3 separate regions of the Homo sapiens genome follow, and all the other regions are linked to region 1. Evidence: chromatin contacts called from ENCODE Hi-C or POLR2A ChIA-PET data. All regions are on one chromosome and are shown on one strand. Each heading gives the region's core, a stretch centred on a gene start or an enhancer-like site at or near the end of the contact. The rest is flanking DNA. Distances are from core to core; before and after follow the strand shown.

The links. A loop is a pair of places that touch in the nucleus more often than their neighbours do. ChIA-PET counts read pairs that join two places held with the same protein, here RNA polymerase II (POLR2A). Pooled maps may share reads with other maps.
Region 2: a pooled map shows a loop between it and region 1 (11-fold over the local background). The contact joins the promoter of CEP78 here to the promoter of C9orf40 in region 1. A Hi-C loop is called at or near these places in 1 of 37 single-sample maps with no recorded cell type and 7 of 50 pooled maps. POLR2A ChIA-PET finds 5 or more read pairs at or near these places in 1 of 52 experiments (naive thymus-derived CD4-positive, alpha-beta T cell).
Region 3: a map of B cell shows a loop between it and region 1 (20-fold over the local background). The contact joins the promoter of KLF9 here to the promoter of C9orf40 in region 1. A Hi-C loop is called at or near these places in 3 of 168 maps with a recorded cell type or tissue (B cell and naive thymus-derived CD4-positive, alpha-beta T cell), 2 of 37 single-sample maps with no recorded cell type and 9 of 50 pooled maps. POLR2A ChIA-PET finds 5 or more read pairs at or near these places in 1 of 52 experiments (activated CD4-positive, alpha-beta T cell).

What each region holds. Positions count from the first base shown.
Region 1 is chr9:74,951,289-74,955,235 of GRCh38, reverse strand. C9orf40 (chromosome 9 open reading frame 40) reads left to right here and starts at 2,324. Exons shown (of 2, transcript NM_017998.3): 1 at 2,324-3,050. The coding sequence starts at 2,625. CARNMT1-AS1 (CARNMT1 antisense RNA 1) reads right to left here and starts at 2,271. Exons shown (of 5, transcript NR_121183.1): 1 at 2,119-2,271. RefSeq lists silencers at 2,343-2,552, 2,823-3,032 and an enhancer at 3,363-3,432.
Region 2 is chr9:78,234,639-78,238,828 of GRCh38, reverse strand. It overlaps CEP78 (centrosomal protein 78), which reads right to left and starts at 2,754. Exons shown (of 17, transcript NM_001330691.3): 1 at 2,226-2,754. The coding sequence starts at 2,478. RefSeq lists a silencer at 2,361-2,730 and an enhancer at 2,356-3,025.
Region 3 is chr9:70,412,435-70,416,598 of GRCh38, reverse strand. KLF9 (KLF transcription factor 9) reads left to right here and starts at 1,942. Exons shown (of 2, transcript NM_001206.4): 1 at 1,942-3,740. The coding sequence starts at 3,236. KLF9-DT (KLF9 divergent transcript) reads right to left here and starts at 2,409. Exons shown (of 4, transcript XR_001746710.3): 1 at 2,189-2,409. It overlaps LOC124900273 (a long non-coding RNA gene), which reads left to right and starts at 3,793. Exons shown (of 2, transcript XR_007061576.1): 1 at 3,793-4,164. RefSeq lists enhancers at 2,230-2,359, 2,700-2,779, 2,608-3,461, 3,800-3,909, a promoter at 2,091-2,893 and silencers at 3,070-3,249, 3,985-4,164.

The sequences.
Region 1 (3,947 bases), core at 1,075-3,574:
CCCTGAGAGGTCAGGGCTGCAGTGAGCTGTAATCATATCACTGCTCTCCAGCCAGGGCAACAGAGCAAGCCCCGTTTCAAAAAAAAAAAAAAAAAAGTTATTTAGCAATATACATACAGACATACAAATGGAAGAGTTAAAAAGCAAAGGAATGATTAACTCAACATGTAAAACGGTAATTACCGGGAGTGAGGGAAAGGGAAGGGTATGTGCCAGTGGGGAAGGGACGCATAGGGAGCTTGTCATGTTCTAGTATAGGTAGTATTCTATTTCTGAAACAGAATGCTGTATGTCTTACTATCATTCTTTTAACTACATGTGTATTTTATACAACCTTTTGCATATATGATAAGTTTCACAATTTTGAAAAAATGAGCGTTTGTAAAGAGGAACACAAAAGAACCAACCATTAGCTAAACTTATTATTTTGGGGGTACTCAAAACCTTTCAAACAGCACTTGATGACTACGATTAAGATCTTTCCTGCTGATTTAAAAATGGCAAAACTCTTCCTCTGTTTGAGACAGACGGGTTTTCAATTTATTTTTTTTTTTTTGGAGACAGGGTCTCACACTGTCACCCAGGCTGGAAGTACAGTGGTGCAATCTTGGCCTCTGCCTCCAGGGTTCAAGCGATCCTCCCACCTCAGCCTCCCTGGGACTACAGGTGCAAGGCACCACCTCTGGCTAATTTTTGTATTTTCTGTAGAGATGGGGTTTCACCATGTTGGCCAGGCTGGTATGGAACTCCTGGGCTCAGGTGATCTGTGCACCTCATCTTCCCAAAAGTGCTGGGATTAAAGACGTGAGCCACCGCACCCGGCCGGTTACCAATTTCAAACAAGAAAAGTAAAAACCAAACAGAAAAGCTATTGCTTACTACCCTAACTTGGTACATTTCTGTGCTTGTTAATAACTAATAATTAACTTGTCCTCTCACAACCACCTTGAGATGCAGGGGTACAGGGTAAATTAGTACTGAGATAGTACCTAGCACTAAAATAGAATTATCTTTCTTGCACACTTTTTCTACAGAGGATGATAGTTTTTCCCTTCAAAGCACTGGTAATAGTCTTATTTTCTTCCTTCCATTTCTGCTTACTTGGTTACTGTCTTTATCAAACTATTAAAATAGTAAATACGACCAGATGCGGTGGCTCACACCTATAAACCAAGCACTTTGGGAGGCCCAGACAGGAGATCGCTTGAGCTCAGTGGGGCCCGGCTGCAGTGAGCCGTGATGGCACCACTGCACTCCCGCCTAGGTGGCCGAGAGAGACCCTGTCTCAAACAAAATAAAAAATAAAAATAATAAAATAGTAAATATACTGCAATTGTCTCCACCTCACTTCACCTGACAACACTATTTTGCTGTAATGGCCATAGAATCTTGATCTGACCACCGCCCATAGTAAGCAGGGAACTCAGCCTTCCAACATTAATTAAGAGCCCAACAATTTTAGGTTTCAGTTAGAAAGGACAGCTGCGCTTCAGGCTTGGTTCTTGCCAACTACTCAGCTATTTTGGATGAGCTGCACATTTTGTCTGTAACTTCCTCCATAAGTTTTTAATCAAGAGATCTTCCAGGAATGTAGGGCCTGCTTCACCTTCCACAGCAGCTGCGCAAAACATGCAAAACATACACTTCGATTTGTGTTTTCTGTTAGCTTTAGCTACTTCCCTCAGCCCAGACTCCCTTCAGTCTTTTGTTTTGAATAACAACCTACTGTGAAGCTTCTTAAACACTAGTTTTATTTAAAGCTTGTATTATCCTTTTCCTTTTTTTTTTTTTTTTTTTTGAGACGGCATCTCGCTCTGTTGCCCAGGCTGCAGTGTAGTGGTGCGATCTCTGGCTCACTACAGCCTCCACCTCCCAGGCTCAAGTGAATCTTCCTCCTCAGCCTCCCGAGTAGCTGGGACCACAGGGGCAGGCCAACAAGCCTGGCCTATTTTTGATTTTTTGTAGAGACGAGGTCTTGCTATGTTGCCCAGGATAGTCTGGAACTCTATTATAATCTTTGTCTTAATCTCATGGAGACGCCCCCGTGGTCACTGACTGGAGGAAGGAAATACACATTTTAAAGGTTTTAAATTTCCTATAGAAGGGTCTAGAACGTACCGCGCTATAACGAACATAGTAGTAAGACCACCGCCACACTCCTGAGGAAACAAGGTCACGCCCCTCTGCGGGCCGCTTGATCGGGTCTTTAATTAATCCCGCCGCGGCCTTCCCGCCTACCCCCGAGCGCGCACTTCCGGTCGCGAGGGCGCTCGGGAGCGCGCCCCGCGAGCCTCCACCAACCAGCGGCTCCGCCTGGCCAGACAGAGTGCGCGCGCGCACGTTGTGCGCAGGTTCGAATCTCCGCCGCTTCGCGGTTGCTTCTCAACGTCCGGGCCGCATCTCGGCGGCGGCGAGGGCTGAGCGCGGGAGCTGCCTCCGAGCCGGAGCCCCAGCCCTAGGCCCTGCGCGAGCTGCCCCGCCCTACCCCCTCCAGCGTCCTGTCGCCTCCTCGCCCGACTTCGGCCTGTCCCTCTCTCACGCGCTCAGTCCTCGCTCTTCGCCCCCCGCAGCTATCGGCACTCGGTCTCCCGCGCCTGGCGGGCTCCGCCCGAGCCTCTGGGCCCATGGCCAAGCGGCGTGCGGCCGAGCCGGTGACGTTCCACGTGCCTTGGAAGCGGCTCCTGCTTTGCGACTTCGCTGAGCAGCCGCCGCCACCGCCTCTCTGGATCCGGCCGCCCGGGGTCGCGCATGCTGGGCAGCTCCTCGGCGTCCCAGAGCAGCACCGAAAGCGCAAAATCGACGCAGGGACCATGGCAGAGCCCTCGGCTTCGCCCAGCAAGCGCCGTGACAGCGGGGACAACAGCGCCCCGAGCGGCCAGGAGCGTGAGGACCACGGTCTGGAGACAGGCGATCCGCCGCTGCCGCCGCCGCCCGTACTGCCGGGGCCGGGGGAGGAGCTCCCGGGCGCCCGGCTCCCGGGGGGCGGTGGCGACGACGGGGCGGGGCGCGCAGGACCCCCGCGGGGAGACTGGGGGGTCGCATCGCGCCAGGTAGGGGCTGGGGGCGGGTGGGCTGAGGGGCGAAGGGGCTTGCCTTTTCCCCACACACACAAAACGCCCCGGTTCCCACTCATGACTTGTGTAGGTTAAGACGCCTGAGGGGGTTGAAAGAAGGGGTCACCGCTCCGGGAGAGGACGCCGACCGCCAGAAGCACACCCCGAGAGTCCGATGGGCAGAAAGCACTGGGCTGGGCGAGGGGGAAACAGACCGTGGTCGGGAGCGATAGAAGTGGCCTTGCGGCGTCAGCGCCGCGCTCCGTAAAAGGGAAACGGGACCGTGGGTCGTGGCGGGCTGTGAGCATGGCGAGAACGCAGACCGTCAGGGCATAGGTTCAGCCCAAAGACAAACGACAGATAAAGGTGTAGAGGGCCTTCCTGGGTTTAACGATGATTAGTCTAGAATTCGGGATAGAGTTCTTTTTCTAGAGGGAGACCAGTGTGGTAGCCATTGATTAATTGAACGTCCTACCGGCTGGTACAGCTTCTGGAGAAAAGGATGGACCACCGTACCTTGGTCAAAGCTTTGTTTTAACTCATAGTGTTAAATCTGATCCTAGGCAAAAGTATCATTGAAAATTAATTTGGGGGCGGGGCGTGGTGTCTCACGCCTGGAATCCCAGGACTTTGGGAGGCCACGGCGGGTGGATCACCTGAGGTCGGGAGTTCGAGACCAGCCTGGCCAATAGGGTGAAACTCTGTCTCTATTAAAACACAAAAACTAGCTGGGTGTGGTGGTGTATGCCCGTAATCACAGCTACTCGGGAGGCTGAGGCACAAGAATCACTTTAACCTGGGAGATGGCGGTTGCAGTGAGCTGAGATTGGGCCAGTGCACTCCAGCCTGGGCCACAGAGTGAGACGCTGTCTCAAAAAAAAAGAAAAGAAAAGA
Region 2 (4,190 bases), core at 1,505-4,004, 3.3 Mb before region 1:
AAACTCCTGGCCTCCCAAAGTGTTAGGATTACCAGTGTGAGCCACCGCACCTGGCCTGGTTCCTGATATTATTTTGGTTAACTAAAGTCCATTCAGAGGTACAGAACAGTTCCTGCACCTGAATGAGATGTAGAGAATAATCTGACTTATTTTCAGAAGCAGATGTGTTGAACTGTCCTTGCAGAAGAGATGGTGCTAACCCCAGAGCCTAGAAAAGGGCCGGGCACACGACAAGTGGTCAGGTTGTTTTTAAATACATCAATAATCATTTCCTCTCCCAGATCGCACACCCTCCCTCTTTCTCTCAGCTTATAAACATGTTCACGTCCATATCCACTTAAAAAACACCTTTCAGACCTACAATTATCTGGATCTTCTTTGTGGGTAATCTAGGTCCCTCCCATGCCTTCAAATACCTGTCCTCCCACAAAGCCTAAATCTTGGGCCCAGATCTGCCTAGCAGACACATTTGGATGCCCCACAGGCCCCTCTTAAAACATTAAAGACAAACTGAGATCCTCCTCCCACCCCCAATCTCATTCGAGTTAACTCGGCTGTGTCATGGAAAGACGCTGCTGTGTTTCACTTACAGACGCTGCTGTAAACTGTCACCCATACTTGCTGCCCCCCTCTTCTAACTAGTCACCACGCCCATCCATTCTCTTAGATATCTGAAATCCTACCCTTCTTTTTTTTTTTTTTTGAGACAGAGTTTTGCTCTTGTTGCCCAGGCTGGAGTGCAACGGTGCAATCTCAGCTCACTGCGACCTCCACCTTCTGGGTTCAAGCAACTCTCGTGCCTCAGCCTCCCAAGTAGCTGGGATTACAGGTGCCCGCCACCACGCCCGGCTAATTTTTTTTTTTTTTTTTTTTGTATTTTTAGTACAGATGGGGTTTCACCATGTTGGTGAGCCTGGTCTCGAACTCCTGACCTCAGGTGATCCACACCCCCCCGCCTTGGCCTCCCAAAGTGCTGGGATTACAGGCATAAGCCACGGTGCCCGGCCCCAGCCCTTCTTTTCTATACCTTAGTTTGGGCCATTAGATTACAATTCACCATCCTTCCAATTTTAATTTGTCTTCCATATGGAGGCTAGACTGAGCTCCTACGGAAATTCCATCTCATCATCCTACAGCGGTTTCCCAAAACCTTCAGGATAAACATCCAACTCTATGACAGGACAAACGAGGACCCTCCCTGTTTGGCCCCCACAAGGTTTCCAGCCTCAACTCTCTCTGCTCTTTCTCAAACCTAAATTCCAGTCCTGTAACTCAGCTTGCATACTCTCTCCTATTTCCAAAACTTTTGCACAAACTGTTCCTTCCTGTTACCTAGCTAGCGTCTATAGGAAGCTGCCTCCATTATGTAGAAAATGCTAAGTGCTCAAAGGAATAACAGCATTTTGTCATATATCATAGTTGACCTAACATATTTTCCGAATAATCAGAGAGTCTGGATCCCTAATTATACCACTATACATTTACAAATGGCTTGTATTTGTAAAGCACTTTACAAACTTCTTATATACACCTTAAAAAATGAAGACAGGCCGGGCGCGGTGGCTCATGCCTGTAATCCCAGCACTTTGGAAGGCCGAAGCGGGCGGATCACCTGAGGTCAGGAGTTCGAGACCAGCCTGGCTAACATGGTGAAACCCCATCTCTACTAAAAATACAAAAATTAGCCGGGCATGGTGGCGCGCGCCTGTAATCCCAGCTACTCGGGAGGTTGAGGCAGGAGAATCACTTGAACCCGGGAGGCGGAGGTTGCAGTGAGCCGAGATCTTGCCACTGCATTCCAGCCTGGGCGACAGAGTGAAACAGTGTCTCAAAAAAAAAAAAAAAAAAAAAAAAAAAAAGACAAAGGCTGACATGTATTAATTTCCTACCTGCTTAGTTCTCTATCAGGCAAATCAAAGTCATTCAATAAAATAGGTAACATCTGTCAAATGTTTAATGATGTCCCAAACTGTGCTAAGAGCTCTGCAGGCATCAGCAGCGCAGGGAATCCTTGCGAAGGCGCACATAACCTGGGTCTCGTTATTAAGCCCATGTTACGGATGAGCACACTGAAGCCCTAGAGACCTTAAGCCACTCACCTAGCTCGTGAGTGTCCAGGCCGCACACCCCTTCTATTGCACACATACCCCGACAATGGACACCACTCACCTAAAAACCCACTTCGCCGCACCGACTGAGGGGCCCTGGAGGCGGGAACTACAAACCTGTGTCCCCCAGCCAGGGCTGGAAGAAGCTCTTGATGGAGACCAAGGGCAGGTCTTTATTGATCTTGAGGGTGCTCAGCAGAGGCGCCCAGTCCACCCCGCGGAGGCGGTCGGCGTTGAAATCCAGCACGCCCTCCCGGAGACAGGCGCGCACGGCGGGCAGCGGCACCGAGTTCTGCAGCGCGCACAGGTACTCGTAGTGGGAGAAGAAGTCCGCCGCGCTGTCGCGGCGCAGCTTCACGGAGTCGATCATGGCCCGAGGGCGGCCTCGGGGGATGCCCGCCGCGGAGACGCCGCCCGCGCCCACCCAAGAACGCTGAGTCGCAACCCGGCCGCTCCGGCACCCACGGCCAGGCGATAGCGGCAGCCCCGCACCGGGCTCAGGAGCGGTGATTCGGTCGGAAGACGCAAGGCCAGAGCCCCAAGCTAGGCCGGCCCCTCAACGCCCCACTCCCGCGCTGCCTCCCGCCCTGCGGCCCAAGCAGTTGGCGCCCGCCTCATAGTCCTCTGAGGCGCCGGGATTCAAGCCGGTGGGCGGTGCCGTGGAACGGTGCGCCAAGACGTCAACGTGCTCGCTGTGCGTCGGCACGCAGGTCCCGCCTCCTGAGGACGGGTGAGTTCGCTGCTACCTGAGATAGTGGTCGGGAGAGTTTGAGGGTTTGCGAAAGAGTTTACTGATCGATCCGAATAAAAGTGAAATGTGTGGTCGGGCGCGGTGGCCCACGCCTGTAATCCCAGCACTGTGTGAGGCGGGGGCGAGCGGATCACCTGGGGTCAGGAGTTCGAGACCAGCCTGGCCAACATGGCGAAACCCCGTCTCAATTAAAAATACAAACATTAGCCGGGCATGGTGGCGGGCGCCTGTAATCCCAGCTACTCGCCTGTAATCCCAGCTGAGGAAGGAAAATCGCTAGAACCCGGGAGGCGGAGGCTGCAGTGAGCCGAGATCTTGCCATTGCACTCCAGCCTGGGCGACAAGAGCGAAACTCCGTCTCAAAAAAAGAAAGAAAATAAAAAGTGAAATGTGGATGTAACAACGCACTTTTAAAAAAAGTCTAAACATCTGAGGAATGTGTCTGTGCTTGCAGTGTCCAGCCAGCACAGAGACTGCACTCAAGGGATGTGGGAACGGCTGATTGAACGTGAACTGCGGTCATTAAATCTTTTATGTCTGTGTTAATATCTACAAATAAGCCTTAATTTCTGTAGTTTCTGCATATCTCACACGGTTCCTGGCAAATTGAAGAGTGTTTCATGAATTCAGGACTTTATTGTGTTTGCTGTGAATCAGTTTGTTTTGTACTGACGATGATGTTGGCTAACTCCCTTGTAACTAGTACTTATTTGAAATAATGTCCTCGGGATTATTTTAAGCAATGTTTAAGTATGAAATCATTTCATTCTCCTAACATCTCAAGGAATATACTATTATATTCTACTTTACAAAAGGGGAAACTGAGGAACGGGGAAGTTAAGTGGAAGCTAAGTGGAAGAATCCAGATAATTGACCTCTCCTTCTATTGGTATGCAATTGCTAGAGCAATGATAGTCCTCCGGTAGAGCCTTAGACATTGTGTTTATTGCATTCCTGTTCCACCCACTGCATTCCGGATACTCCAACTTACTTCCAACACACATATGCAGGCGTCTCTAAAATTCCGGAGATATGGTCACCAATTATTTTTATGTGCGACATGCTCAAATCTTAATATAGTAAACGCTTGTATATTCATAAACCAGCTTAATAAATGAAACATTACCATTCCTGTTGAAGAGCTTTGTGTAACCACCTTCCCAATCACGACTACTCTCTGACTCTGAGATAACTGCTCTTCTGAACTTGGTATTCATCGTTGCAATGTATGTCTTTATATTTCTGCTACATATGTAAGTAAGCAGTATATAACATTCTATATTTTCTTTTCCTACTTTACTTATCGTTACCTTTACTAGGTCCATCCGTGT
Region 3 (4,164 bases), core at 693-3,192, 4.5 Mb after region 1:
CTGGCAAGGAGTAAGGAAGGGAAAAGTTTATATTTTTAAAAAACCTAAAGTGACTGATGTATTCAAATTCCTGGATTATATAATCTTCAAGGAAAGATACAGACTTTTCCTCTATTCTGGAATAATGATGATGGTGGTCCTAGGGCTGTCTATAGATGTCCAGGCCCGAGCAGTCTGTTTCACCAGTACAATCCCAGTTAAAATGCAAGTCTGAGGGGTTGTACAGGCCATGATCATAGAGATCCTGGAGAGATCCCGCTGGTATATGCACTGGGCCTTGAGGCAGGCAAAGGTGCAATTTCTAAGTGATCGTGTATCCTAGGGGACAAAATTTGTCCCAGAAAAATCATGAAGTAGGCAAACTCCCCTGGGCTTCAGTGAATTCTTTTCTAAAATTAAGAGATTAAGTTCTAAAAATGCAAGAACTCCAAGATGGCTTGGAGTTTTTTATACACTGTATACCTACCTTACAGGGATGCATGCAGGGTGCTTGGTACAGGGCCTGACACAGAGTAAGCCCTCCATGAAAGGGGTCGGTGATAATGATGCTGATGGTGATGATATTCTTGGTTGCCCAGTATCCCCTATCTACACCTTTCTTCCACCTGCAGTCACCTACTGCAATATCTTCCCTGTACCACTTTAATATTTTTGTTGTTGTTTTCTTTATTTTTTTAAGCTGTACACTTTTATTGAACTGGTCTTGTCAGGTTTGTTATTTTTTAATTAAAATCTATTATACTCTTACTTACCTGAGCCACCCTTAGTTATGATTTAAAAAAAAACAAAAAAAACAGGGCCTTGCTCTGTTGCCCAGGCTGGAGTAGTACAGTGGTGTAATCAGGGCTCACTGCAGCCTTGACCTAGGCTGACGCAGTCCTTCAGCCTCAGCCTCCTGAGTAGCTGGGACTACAGGTGCGAGCCACCACGCCTGGCTAACTTTTTTTTTATTATTATTATTTTTGATGTACCACTTTAAAAACAAAGTCAAAAGAAACTACTGTAGATCTCACATTGGTAGAGTCAATTTGAGACCCTTGCCTCGGAGACCAGAACCTGGTGTAACTTTCTCTTAACAAAGGTTAATAGCCAGTGGGGGGTCAGGGTTGGAACTCACCGAATCTGCATCACATAGAATCAGGTACCTCTCACATTCACGAAAGTGAATTATTTTTAATGAATTGTGCTGACAGTATGCCTCTTGCAAAAAGAACTAGCCCTAGATTCTTTTCTAGCTATCAAGATGGAAAACAACCACATCGTTAATTCAGACGGAGGGGTAAACCAAGTTAATCAGACTCCAAGACCCATACTAATTGTTGACCAAGTAATGCCACAGTATTCCATGGCTAAGGATTTCCAGCTTGTTCCAGTCCCTAAAAATCTGTTCTGCACAGTTAATATTTCACAAAACCAAAAGGGCTTAGTTGCAAGCACAAAGAGCTAGAAATCAGGAGACTTGTGGTTTCTATTGAGTTCTATCATTATCTGTCTAATAAGATAAATAAGTCACTTCTCTGTAACTCAGTTTCCACATTTGTGAAGTGAGGGAAGAGAAACATGTCCTAAAAACCATGCAGGGGCTCTGGAAAGAAAAAGAGCTAAGAATGGTGGGTTTTTTATAAAAGTTACACAAATGAATGGTTTTTGTCTCCGTTTTTCTGAAAGTGGGTTAAAAATAGCCTCCAAATAAAGCTAAAAGAATTTATTTAGACTAAATTGCACCAGAGAAGTAGAGGAATTAAGAGATATGACAAGCAAAGATGGGATGTTTCAATGGAAGAATCTCAGGCAGTAAAAAGGCTATGCTGTAAAACCAGAACTTTTGTTAGCACTGCATTTTTAAGATGAATTGGTCATAGTTAATGTATTGGATGGAAGAATTTTTAAACATCTGCCCCAAAGTATGCTGCATCCAAAAAATATATAACAAAACGAATTCTTACTCATTTGTGTTTATTCTTGGACTTATCCTGACATAATGGGGTTTTTTTAATTATAGATTCACACTGCATTTATTCATCACCCCTGTCCTCTCATCCATAACTCAAATTTACTACCAGCAACACAAAATACAAAGATGTGTCCAGTTTCACTACAGCTCTTCGCGTTTACAAGTGTCGAGCGCTTGCTTTCGGAACGCCCTTGTGATTGGCCGAGCCAATGCCAGTGACATCAACCAACTTACTTTTGATTGGAAGGCTGGTTGCTGGGACTGTAGCGTTTGCAGGAAGTCACTTAACTGTTTGGGAGCTGGAAAACCGAAGCTGAAGTTCTCTTTTGCCATAGGAACGAGCGCAACTGACTAGGAAAGATGTGTCCCAAAGCTCCGCAAGCTGGAACGTGAGCCAGGAGGCCCGGACCGGCCACGGGACCGCGAGGCACTCCGAAAGTGTGCGGCTGCCCCTTCCCTGCCTCCCAGCTGTTACCCTTTTAAATGTCAGTGTTCGAGGCTGTAGGGGTAGCACGAGGCAGCGAAACGGAACAGTCGGATTGGCCGCACGCCTCAGTTCTAGACGCACCTCTCCACCGAAGGCCGTTCTGACTGGCAGGGGGAGAAAGTAAACAGAGTTGAATCACCCTCCCCACTGGCCAATTGGAGGGGGTTTGGTTTGTGACGTGATGGGATTCTGCGAAATTGTTACTGAGCAAGAGAATGCCGGAACGGTGCGGACCGGCCGGAGCAGGGGTTCAGAAGCCGTCAGTGGACTCGGGAAAAAGTGTCTCTTAGACCTGGCGCTCGGCGGGACCCTCGCCACCCGCGTCGGGGTGATCGGGTGAATGTCCTGGGGCTTTGGCTCGACGGCGAGGCGGCCGAGGGCGTGCACCTCTCTTGCAGTTTCCTCTCCCAGCGCCTCGGGGGCGTTTTCAGTCGAATAAACTTGCGACCGCCACGTGTGGCATCTTTCCAAGGGAGCCGGCTCAGAGGGGCCGGCGCGCCCGTCGGGGGATCGCGGCCGGCGCGGGGCAGGGGCGGCGGCTAGAGGCGGCGGCGCGGCGGAGCCCGGGGCCGTGGATGCTGCGTGCGGAGGCGCTGCCGGTTACGTAAAGATGAGGGGCTGAGGTCGCCTCGGCGCTCCTGCGAGTCGGAAGCGCCCCGCGCCCCCGCCCCCTTGGCCGCCGCGCCGTGCCGCGCCGCGCCGCGCTCGTCGTCCGAGGCCAGGGCAGGGCGAGCCGAACCTCCGCAGCCACCGCCAAGTTTGTCCGCGCCGCCTGGGCTGCCGTCGCCCGCACCATGTCCGCGGCCGCCTACATGGACTTCGTGGCTGCCCAGTGTCTGGTTTCCATTTCGAACCGCGCTGCGGTGCCGGAGCATGGGGTCGCTCCGGACGCCGAGCGGCTGCGACTACCTGAGCGCGAGGTGACCAAGGAGCACGGTGACCCGGGGGACACCTGGAAGGATTACTGCACACTGGTCACCATCGCCAAGAGCTTGTTGGACCTGAACAAGTACCGACCCATCCAGACCCCCTCCGTGTGCAGCGACAGTCTGGAAAGTCCAGATGAGGATATGGGATCCGACAGCGACGTGACCACCGAATCTGGGTCGAGTCCTTCCCACAGCCCGGAGGAGAGACAGGATCCTGGCAGCGCGCCCAGCCCGCTCTCCCTCCTCCATCCTGGAGTGGCTGCGAAGGGGAAACACGCCTCCGAAAAGAGGCACAAGTGCCCCTACAGTGGCTGTGGGAAAGTCTATGGAAAATCCTCCCATCTCAAAGCCCATTACAGAGTGCATACAGGTTAGCGGCGTCGCCCTCTCCCCCGGAGCTCTGGGGTTAGTTAACCTTTGGCCAGGCAGCGTTCCTGGGCGTTCGGGACACTGCACTCGGCCGAAAGGGTGCAAACATGTTGGATAAGATGCGGTTTAACTCTTTAAATAATTTAAATGTGCATTGGCGGAAAGCTCACTCTCTCCTTAATTGTCCCCGGCCTCCGGGAGCCACGGAGAGCCTTAAACTGGCGGGCAGAGCGAGTGCGGTGCGTGGCTTCGCGGGGAGTGGTGTCCGCCCCTCCCCTGTCCCGCCCCGCCCCCGGGACTCTCCCGCACCCCGCGACGGTGGGGCCACCCCACCTGGGAGACGCTGGCAGCGGGGAAGTCAGATGGCGTATCTTTTATTTAATTCTCTTGTCGGGTTGCAGAGAAGTGGTTGAAACCGAGGGGGG